Regions from separate parts of the Homo sapiens genome. Here region 1 is linked to region 2. A link is an interaction called in ENCODE POLR2A ChIA-PET data of the cell type or tissue named here. Cell type or tissue: PC-9. All regions are shown on one strand. Region 1 overlaps METTL9 (methyltransferase 9, His-X-His N1(pi)-histidine). Region 2 overlaps SCNN1B (sodium channel epithelial 1 subunit beta).

Evidence for each region. Peaks named below come from ENCODE experiments on the same cell type or tissue, not always from the same donor. Only the 100,000 strongest peaks of a DNase experiment are listed, where the experiment ranks them.
Region 1: POLR2A ChIA-PET joins it to region 2 with 6 read pairs; 1 of 35 experiments calls an interaction of 5 or more read pairs at or near these places.

The regions. Positions count from the first base shown.
Region 1 is chr16:21,609,548-21,613,547 of GRCh38, forward strand. METTL9 (methyltransferase 9, His-X-His N1(pi)-histidine) reads left to right here. Exons shown (of 5, transcript NM_016025.5): 2 at 3,098-3,288. Among named protein-coding and RNA genes, the nearest start is that of METTL9, 12 kb to the left of the region's middle. In PC-9, no CTCF peak of the experiment used is centred here; DNase peaks (open chromatin) are centred at 1,794 and 2,374; H3K4me3 peaks cover 1,014 bases; H3K27ac peaks cover 3,326 bases.
Region 2 is chr16:23,366,313-23,370,312 of GRCh38, forward strand. SCNN1B (sodium channel epithelial 1 subunit beta) reads left to right here. Exons shown (of 13, transcript NM_000336.3): 5 at 1,544-1,647. Among named protein-coding and RNA genes, the nearest start is that of SCNN1B, 66 kb to the left of the region's middle. In PC-9, no CTCF peak of the experiment used is centred here; a DNase peak (open chromatin) is centred at 2,379; H3K27ac peaks cover 2,538 bases.

The sequences.
Region 1 (4,000 bases), 1.8 Mb before region 2:
TATTTAGGCTGAAGTTGAACGAACCAGGTGAAGAGAGAGTGGGTTAGGTGGTGGGAAATGTTGGGGGGCAGAGCAAATACCATGTGAGACAGCCACGGGAAAGGGGCCTTCCAGAAAAAAGAAGGAAGGGGTGGAGCTGTGTGATGGAGTGAGGGTCCAGGGGTCATGGGTTGGTAGGGAATGTCATGAGGTGAGGCTGGAGACACAGAATGAACAAAAATCGTGCAGGGCCTTATAAGCCATATTAAGCATTTTGGATGTTATCCTAAGATTCCTGTTAAGCAGGGTAGTGATGTGATCAGATTTGCATTTAAAATTTGCATTTTAAGAGGTTTTCTAGGTTACTTATGTTTTCAGGCCACTTTTAATTTCTGGAAGATCTAACTGCCACCTGCATATTTAGGGAGGGGTGTGTGTGTGTGTTTAAAAAACAGCTTTATTGGGATATAATTCACATACCATGAAATTTATCCTTTTAAAGAGTACAATTCATTGATTTTTAGTATAATCACAGAATTATGCAGCCATCACCAGTATTAATTTTGGAACATTTCATCACCCCAAAAAGAAACCTCATGTCCATTAGCAGCCACTCCACATTGTCCCAGCTCCCCAGCCCCTGGCAGCCACAATCTACTATCTACTTTCTATCTCTGGATTTGCATATTCAAGACATTTCACGTAAGTGGAATTACACAGTATGTGGTCTTTTGTGACTGACTTATTTCACTTAGCATAATGTTGTCAAGGTTCATCCATGCTGGAGCATGAAGCAGTGCTTCATTCCTTTGTATGGCAGAACATGCTATTATTTTATATGAATCTATTATCACATCTTGCTTATCCACCATTTGATGGACATTTGACTTGTTTGCAGTTTCTGACATTGCTGCTGTGAAATCGACATTTGTGTCATGCAAATGGTCAGAAAGGACATACGTTTCACCTTTCTTTTTAAAGAGAAGAGCTTTGCTCTATTTTTGTTCTGTAGCACATTCTGTTCAATAAGCAGTTTCTTTCCAGAAAGACCTGTGTGACAGTAAGGGTTCAACCACACGTGTTAATGTTGATGAATTGAGAAAAATGCTATTAAAAACTTGAGTTTTCCTCTTGGTGCTTGAAAGCACTATTTGCAGCTAATGGTGCCAGTTCCTGCTTGGTTCTAGAAGTCAGAATCTATTGTTGTTCTAGTCCATTTACAAGTGGATGCCAAGGAATTCTTAGCTCCTCTGTTTCACTTGAATGACTTCTCATCCACATTAATAAAATGTACCTGATTGCCTATTATCAAGGTGATGGCTTTCATCTTGATTAGCCATTTCAGAGAATAAAAAATAAATAAAAGTCAGAGTGGCCTCCATATTACAGAGTTCAGAACGTGCACCAGGAGGTCATGAGTATAATAAAAAACGGTTTATGACCTGCACTGGAGCATAACTTCAGGCACAATAAGTATTAAGAATTAGAAAATCATTAAGCAAGAACATTTTCAGACCAAGGGAAAAAATGTAGGCAGTGAATGTAAAAAGCTTCATAGCTTGTCATATAGAGTAGGAAAAATAAAAACAGTTTTATATATAAAGTCCAAGCAGTTTTGATAACTGTGATGAAATGGCAAATTAGCACAAATTAGTCCACAACTGGAAAGGTTTGGTTTACCCAGTTTAGGGAACAGAGTTTGTAAAATGATTAATCTCTGAAATTTAACGTGCCTGTTTGTTTGTGTTGATTTGTAACTAGTTCCTTTTAACGTTAGCATCAGGAATGTTACTTAAGATTTCACTGAACATTAGTAAGCTTAGGATGACTGTAAAGCTGGTCTACCAATTGTGCAAGCACTTATGGGACGTCTACTGCTGATAAAAGGTCGTATTTGTCAAGGGGAAGCAAATTACTCTTGGCCAATTGACTGGGAAAAATTTGTGTTTCATGGCAGATAATGGGTTAATAATAATTGATATACTTTGTAGTTTCATCACTGTACTTAAGGGGCTTATTCTTATTTCTCAGGCTATGTTAGAGGAATCTCACTGCTATTATTATTGTAGGATTCTCACTACGTGCTTTGTATTATGTTGAGGACTTGCCTGCATTATCTTGTTTAATCCTCATCGTACCCTGCCAGGATATATAGACCCCAGTGACATCTCTAGTCTACAAATGAATGGAGGCTGAGAGATTTAAGTGATTTGTCTGAGCTCACATAGGAAGGGCAGAGCCGGGACTTGATTGTGGGGCTGACGCTAAAGCTGATGTACAGTCTGCTTCCCCACCTCTCTGGTATGCTGACTCATTTATTATGAAAGATTAAATTTCATCTACAGGTGAAGCTTTTTGAATTTTGTTCTAGAATGTGGATTCTGGGTAGAGCCAATTCCTGGAAATCTGGTTCTTAGCATGTTACTATTTGGTCTTCTCGTTGATTGCAGTATGACCTTAAGTAACTTCTTAATCTTTCTTGAGCACATGTTGCCTCTGTAAGAATGTCATATGACCTATTTGTAAAGCATACCTCAAGATTTCTAAAGATCTCTTTTACATAGTCCACAAGAGGAAAGGCAACTTAATCTGGTCACTGGAGTGTTAAATTCTGTTGCTTACTTTGCTATTTGGGTTTGTTTGGTGATTTTGAGTTAAGGCATTGGATTATGTGACTGTTTTCTTGTCTAAAAACAAGGATGCTGCTAGCTGTTTGCCTTCTGATGTTGAATCTCAGTGAAAGAGAGGCCAGCAGAGCTTTCTAAATCTCGGGTACAGTGACTGAAGCACTGGGCTGGGAGTCCGAGTGCCTGAGCTGTGGTCTGGTTCTGCTGCCTACTAAGCTGAATGACCCAAAAGCCTCTCCACCCTTCCCTCACCCACTCTACCTACCTTGAGGGCTGTAAGAGAATTAAATGAGAAGTCATGTCTGAAGAAGTACTTTATATTTTATAGGTTATATGAGTATACGAAATGATTATTCTCAGAGTATCATGAGATGGTAATATTTGGAAATCTTAGATGTGATTTAGTCTTCTGGTTTTTTGTTTTTGGATTTCTTAGGTGACACTTCGGTTGTGTGTTTTAATTTTTGTTCTTTTTTTTTTTTTTTTTTTAGTGGTATGTGTGCAACAGAGAGAAATTATGCGAATCACTCCAGGCTGTCTTTGTTCAGAGTTACCTTGATCAAGGAACACAGATCTTCTTAAACAACAGCATTGAGAAATCGGGCTGGCTATTTATCCAATTATATCATTCTTTTGTGTCATCTGTTTTTAGCCTGTTTATGTCTAGAACATCTATCAATGGGTAAGTGAATCTTGGACATTTATTTTTTTCTTTATCCTTAGGTTTACAAAAGGAAAAACACAAAAAGAAAAGTTATCTTGTTCAGCATGTTGACTACCTGAGCTACAATACTTCTACTAGTCAGAACCTTGGCAGTTGGTCCAGCGTTCTATCTTTCTGTGGTTCTGCCCTTTAAATTCACCATAACGTGACAGCCTCATTAGTATGTTTATTCATAGCGGGAGTTACTTACGGTAGTGCTTCTTGGCTTTGATGTACATAGGAATCACCTGGGGGTCTTGTTAAAATGCAGATTATGAGTTAGTACATCAGGGGCTAGGTCTGAGAGTCTGCTTTTTTTTTTTTTTTTTTTTTTTTTTTTTTTTTTTTAAAGACAGTCCTGCTCTGTTTCCCAGACTGGAGTGCAGTGGCAATCTGGGCTCACTGCAGCCTCCGCCTCCCGGGTTTAAGTAATTCTCATGCCTCAGCCTCCCAAGTAGCTGGGATTACAGGTGTGCACCACCACACCTGTCTAATTTTTGTATTTTTAGTAGAGACGAGGTTTCTATGTTGGCCAGGCTGGTCTCTAACTGACCTCAAGTGATCCATCCACCTTTGCCTCCCAAAGTGCTGGGATTATGGGTGGGAGCCACTGCACCTGGAGAGTCTGCATTTTTAACAAGCTCTTAGACGATGCCAGTGATGCTGAATGCTGCTGGTTCTGGACCACAAA
Region 2 (4,000 bases):
AATCCACATCAGCCTCCCAAGTAGCTGGGACTACAGACACTCACCACTACTCCTGGCTTTTTATTTTATTTTATTTTTTATTTTTTGTAGAGATAGGGTCTCAATTCGTTGGCCAGGCTGATCTCAAACTCCTGGGCTCAGTTGGGTGCAGTGGCTCACGCCTGTAATCGCAGCACTTTGGGAAGCCAAGGTGTGGGGATCACCCGAGGTCAAGAGTTCAAGAGCAGCCTGGCCAACATGATGAAACCCCATCTGCACTAAAAATACACAAATTAGCCGGGTGTGGTGGCGGGTGCCTGTAATCCCAGCTACTCAGGAGGCTGAGGCAGGAGAATCGCTGAGATTCTCCTCAGCCTGGAGTGAGATCACACCACTGTACTCCAGCCTGAGCAACATAGTGAGACTCTGTCTCAAAAACAAACAAACAAACAAAACTCCTGGGCTCAAGTGATCCTCCCACTTTGGCCTCCCAAAGTGCTGGAATTACAGGCATAAGCCACCGCTCCCAACCTCCTCTTATTTTTAATAAATAAAAAAAGAACAACATAGAAACATCAAGAGATATTTTTTAAAGCTGCTTACTTTGGAGACTTGAGAACATGCACTTCGACTGAACAGAGTTTGATGAACTCCAGCACACCAGTCATCAGAAGAGGCAAGGAGGAATTCTCCCCTGAGCCTTCTGGTGGGCCCAGGAGTTCCTCGGCTTGTGTCTGAAGGCCCCTGCCTCAGTCTTCAATGAGCTTCTCCTCTGTATCTGTCTCTCTTCTGTGTCTTCTAAGGATGCTTGTCATTTGATTTCGGGCCCACCTGGATAATCCAAGATGACCTCATCTCGAGATCCTTAGCACATCTGCAAGGACCCTTTCTCCAAATAAGGTCACACTCATAGGTTCCGGGGCTGAGGACATGGATGTGCCTCTTTTGAGGTGTATACGAGACAGATGAAAACATCTGAGAAAGTTCTTTTTCATTTTTGTTGTTGTTGTTTGTTGTTGTTTTAGAGACAGGGTCTCACTCTGTCACCCAGGCTGGAGTGCAGTGGCACAATCATAGCTCAAGCAGCCTCGAACTCCTGGGCTCAAGCGTTCCTCCCACCTCAGCCTCCCAAGTAACTGGGACTGCAGGCATGCACCACCACACCTGGCTAATTTTTGTATTTTTTGTAGAGATGAGGGTCTCACCATGTTGCCCAACCTGGTCTCAAACTCCTGGCCTCAAGCGGTCCTCCCGCCTCAGCCTTCCAAAGTGCTAGGATTACAGGCGTGAGCCACCACGCCCGGCCAGAAAGTTCTTTTTCATAACTCATGGCCAAACCAGAGAGCCTGAGCCCCAACTCCAGAGAAACTCTCTTCCCCTGCTTTCCCAAGGGAGCCTGGGAATCTCCCCTCTGGTTTGGACCAGAGGATGGACAGAATGACCTGTTGCTCGCCTCTCCCTTTCGGAGCCCCTCCAAGGAGGAAATGAAAGGTGGACGGCAGACAGTCGGGGGAGGCATTGCCTGTGGTGGAACCTGCCCTGCAGCTGATGCTGTTTCTTTTAGGAACTTCACGTCCATCTTCTACCCTCACTATGGCAACTGTTACATCTTCAACTGGGGCATGACAGAGAAGGCACTTCCTTCGGCCAACCCTGGAACTGAATTCGGTGAGTTTTGGTTTATCGTGGGGCCAGAGCCATGAGGCTTTAACCACCCCCACAATGTGGGACTGAAAGACCATCAGCTGTTGCAGGGTGGGACTGAGGGGGGACCAAGGCATCAAGAGGAGTGGCTGCTACCGAGGCTCTACTGTGTGCCAGGGGAGGCCAGGCCAGGCGCTTCCTCAGCCATTCCCGCCCACAATGTTCAGAATCCGTGGGGTAGCAACTGGTGTTCCCATTTTACTGATGAGCAAAGTGAGGACTTGGAAGCAGCACAGCTTCGTGGTCAAGAGCTCAAGCTTCAGCCAGGCGTGGTGGCTCATGCCTGTAATCCCAACACTTTGGGAGGCCGAGGCAGGAGGATTGTTCAAGCCCAAGAGTTCGAGACCAGCCTGGGCAACAAGGTGAAACCCCATCTCTTAAAAAAAAAATACAAAAATTAGCGAGGCATGATGGCACGTACCTGTAGTCCCAGCTACTCAGGAGGCTGAGGCAGGAAGATCGCTTGAGCTGGGAAGGTCAAGGCAGCAGTGAGCCATGATCACACCACTGCAGCTCCACCATTTACTTGGGTGGTGTTCCTGAGCTCCAGAGCAACCTTCTCAAAGCCTTAGTTTCCCCAATCATAGATTAGTATATAGTAGCAGAGCAGAGCATTTAGTATAGTAAATCGTATCTACCGTGTGAGCCATGATGATGAGTAAATAGTATAAGCCTTGTGAGTCATTACGATGTAATGTGGTAAATCGTTTCACCTGCCTAGGAAGTAGGGAATGCTCCATATATGCTGAGTATTCTGAGCAGTTTTTAAACAACTTGTCCAGGATCATGCAGTTAATACATGGACCAAAAGACATTGCATGTTCTTACCTGTAAGTGGGAGCTAAATGATGTGCACACGTGGATATAGAGTGTGGAAGGAGAGACATCAGAGACTTAGAGGGTGGGAGGGTAGGAGGCAGGTGAGGGACAAGAAATTAATGAGTACAGTATATATGATTCCAGTGAAGGTTACACTAAAAGCCTAGACTTCACCACTGTATAATAATTCCATGTAACAAAACTGCGCTTGAACCCCTTACATTTATACAAATTAGAAAAAGAAAAGAAATACATAACAGTCTCTTAGTCTCTCTGCCTCTCTGGTGTACAGTTTGTTTGTTTGTTTTCTTGAGACAGGGTCTCACTCTGTCACCCAAACTGGAGTGCAGTGGCACGGTCATGGCTCACTGCAGCCTCAACCTCCTGGGCTCAGGTGATCCTCCCACCTCAGCCTCCTGAGGAGCTAGGATTGCAGGTGGCTAATTTTTTGTAGAGATAAGGTTTCATCCTGTTGCCCAGGTTGGTCTTGACCTCCTGGGCTCAAGCAATCTGCCCTCCTTGGCCTCTCAAAGTACTGGGATTACAGATGTGATCCACTGCGCCCAGCTGTACAGTTCTTAAAGAAAGACAGAGACACACAGAGAGAAGCTGAAGGAGTCCATGGAAGTGAGGAAGTGGGGCATGGTGGATGACGGATCCCCCTCCCTCGGGGCTCATGTGTTGCACTGACCCCTAGAGAGGGGCTGGTGGACTCAGGCTGGCTGTGGTTTTGCGGCTTGTGAGCCGGGCACAGGTGGGAGTGGATCCCTCCTCCCATCTCTAGGTTCTGACCTCTGCAACCACCAAGAGGCAGGCTCTCATTCAGCGACCATCGGGGCCGCTGGCCAAGAGGGCAGGTGAGCTGAGTGCCTTTCACTTAGCCCCCATGCTGCTGAGAGCACTGCCACAGAGGTGCCAGTCAACTTACTCCCAGAGGCAGATGGTTATAGTCAGGGAGCCAGCTGCTGTATCAGAAGCCCAGCAAAAGCACTTCCTCACTGGAAGACCTCAGACAAGTCCCTTCACTTCTCTGTGCCTCAGTTTCTCCATCTGTAAAATGGGGACAATACTAGTACCTCCATCATGCAGCCCTTGTGAGCATCCGAGGAGCTCATGTTTATTTTATTTTATTTTTGGAGATGGAGTCTCACTCTCGCTCAGGCTGGAGTGCAGTGGCGCAATCTTGGCTCACTGCAACCTCCGCCTCCTGGGTTCAAGCGATTCTCCTGCCTCAGCTTCCCAAGTAGCTGGGACTACAGGCATGCGCCACAATGCCCAACTAATTTTTGTATTTTTTTTTCTCTATTTTGATATGGAGTTTTGCTCTGTCGTCCTGGCTGCAGTGCAGTGGCGCAATCTCGGCTCACTACAACCTCTGTCTCCCAGGTTCAAGCAATTCTCCTGCCTCAGCCTCCCGAGTAGTTGGGATTACAGGTGGCCGCCACCATGCCTGGCTAATTTTTGTATTTTTAGTAGAGACGAGGTTTCACCATGTTAG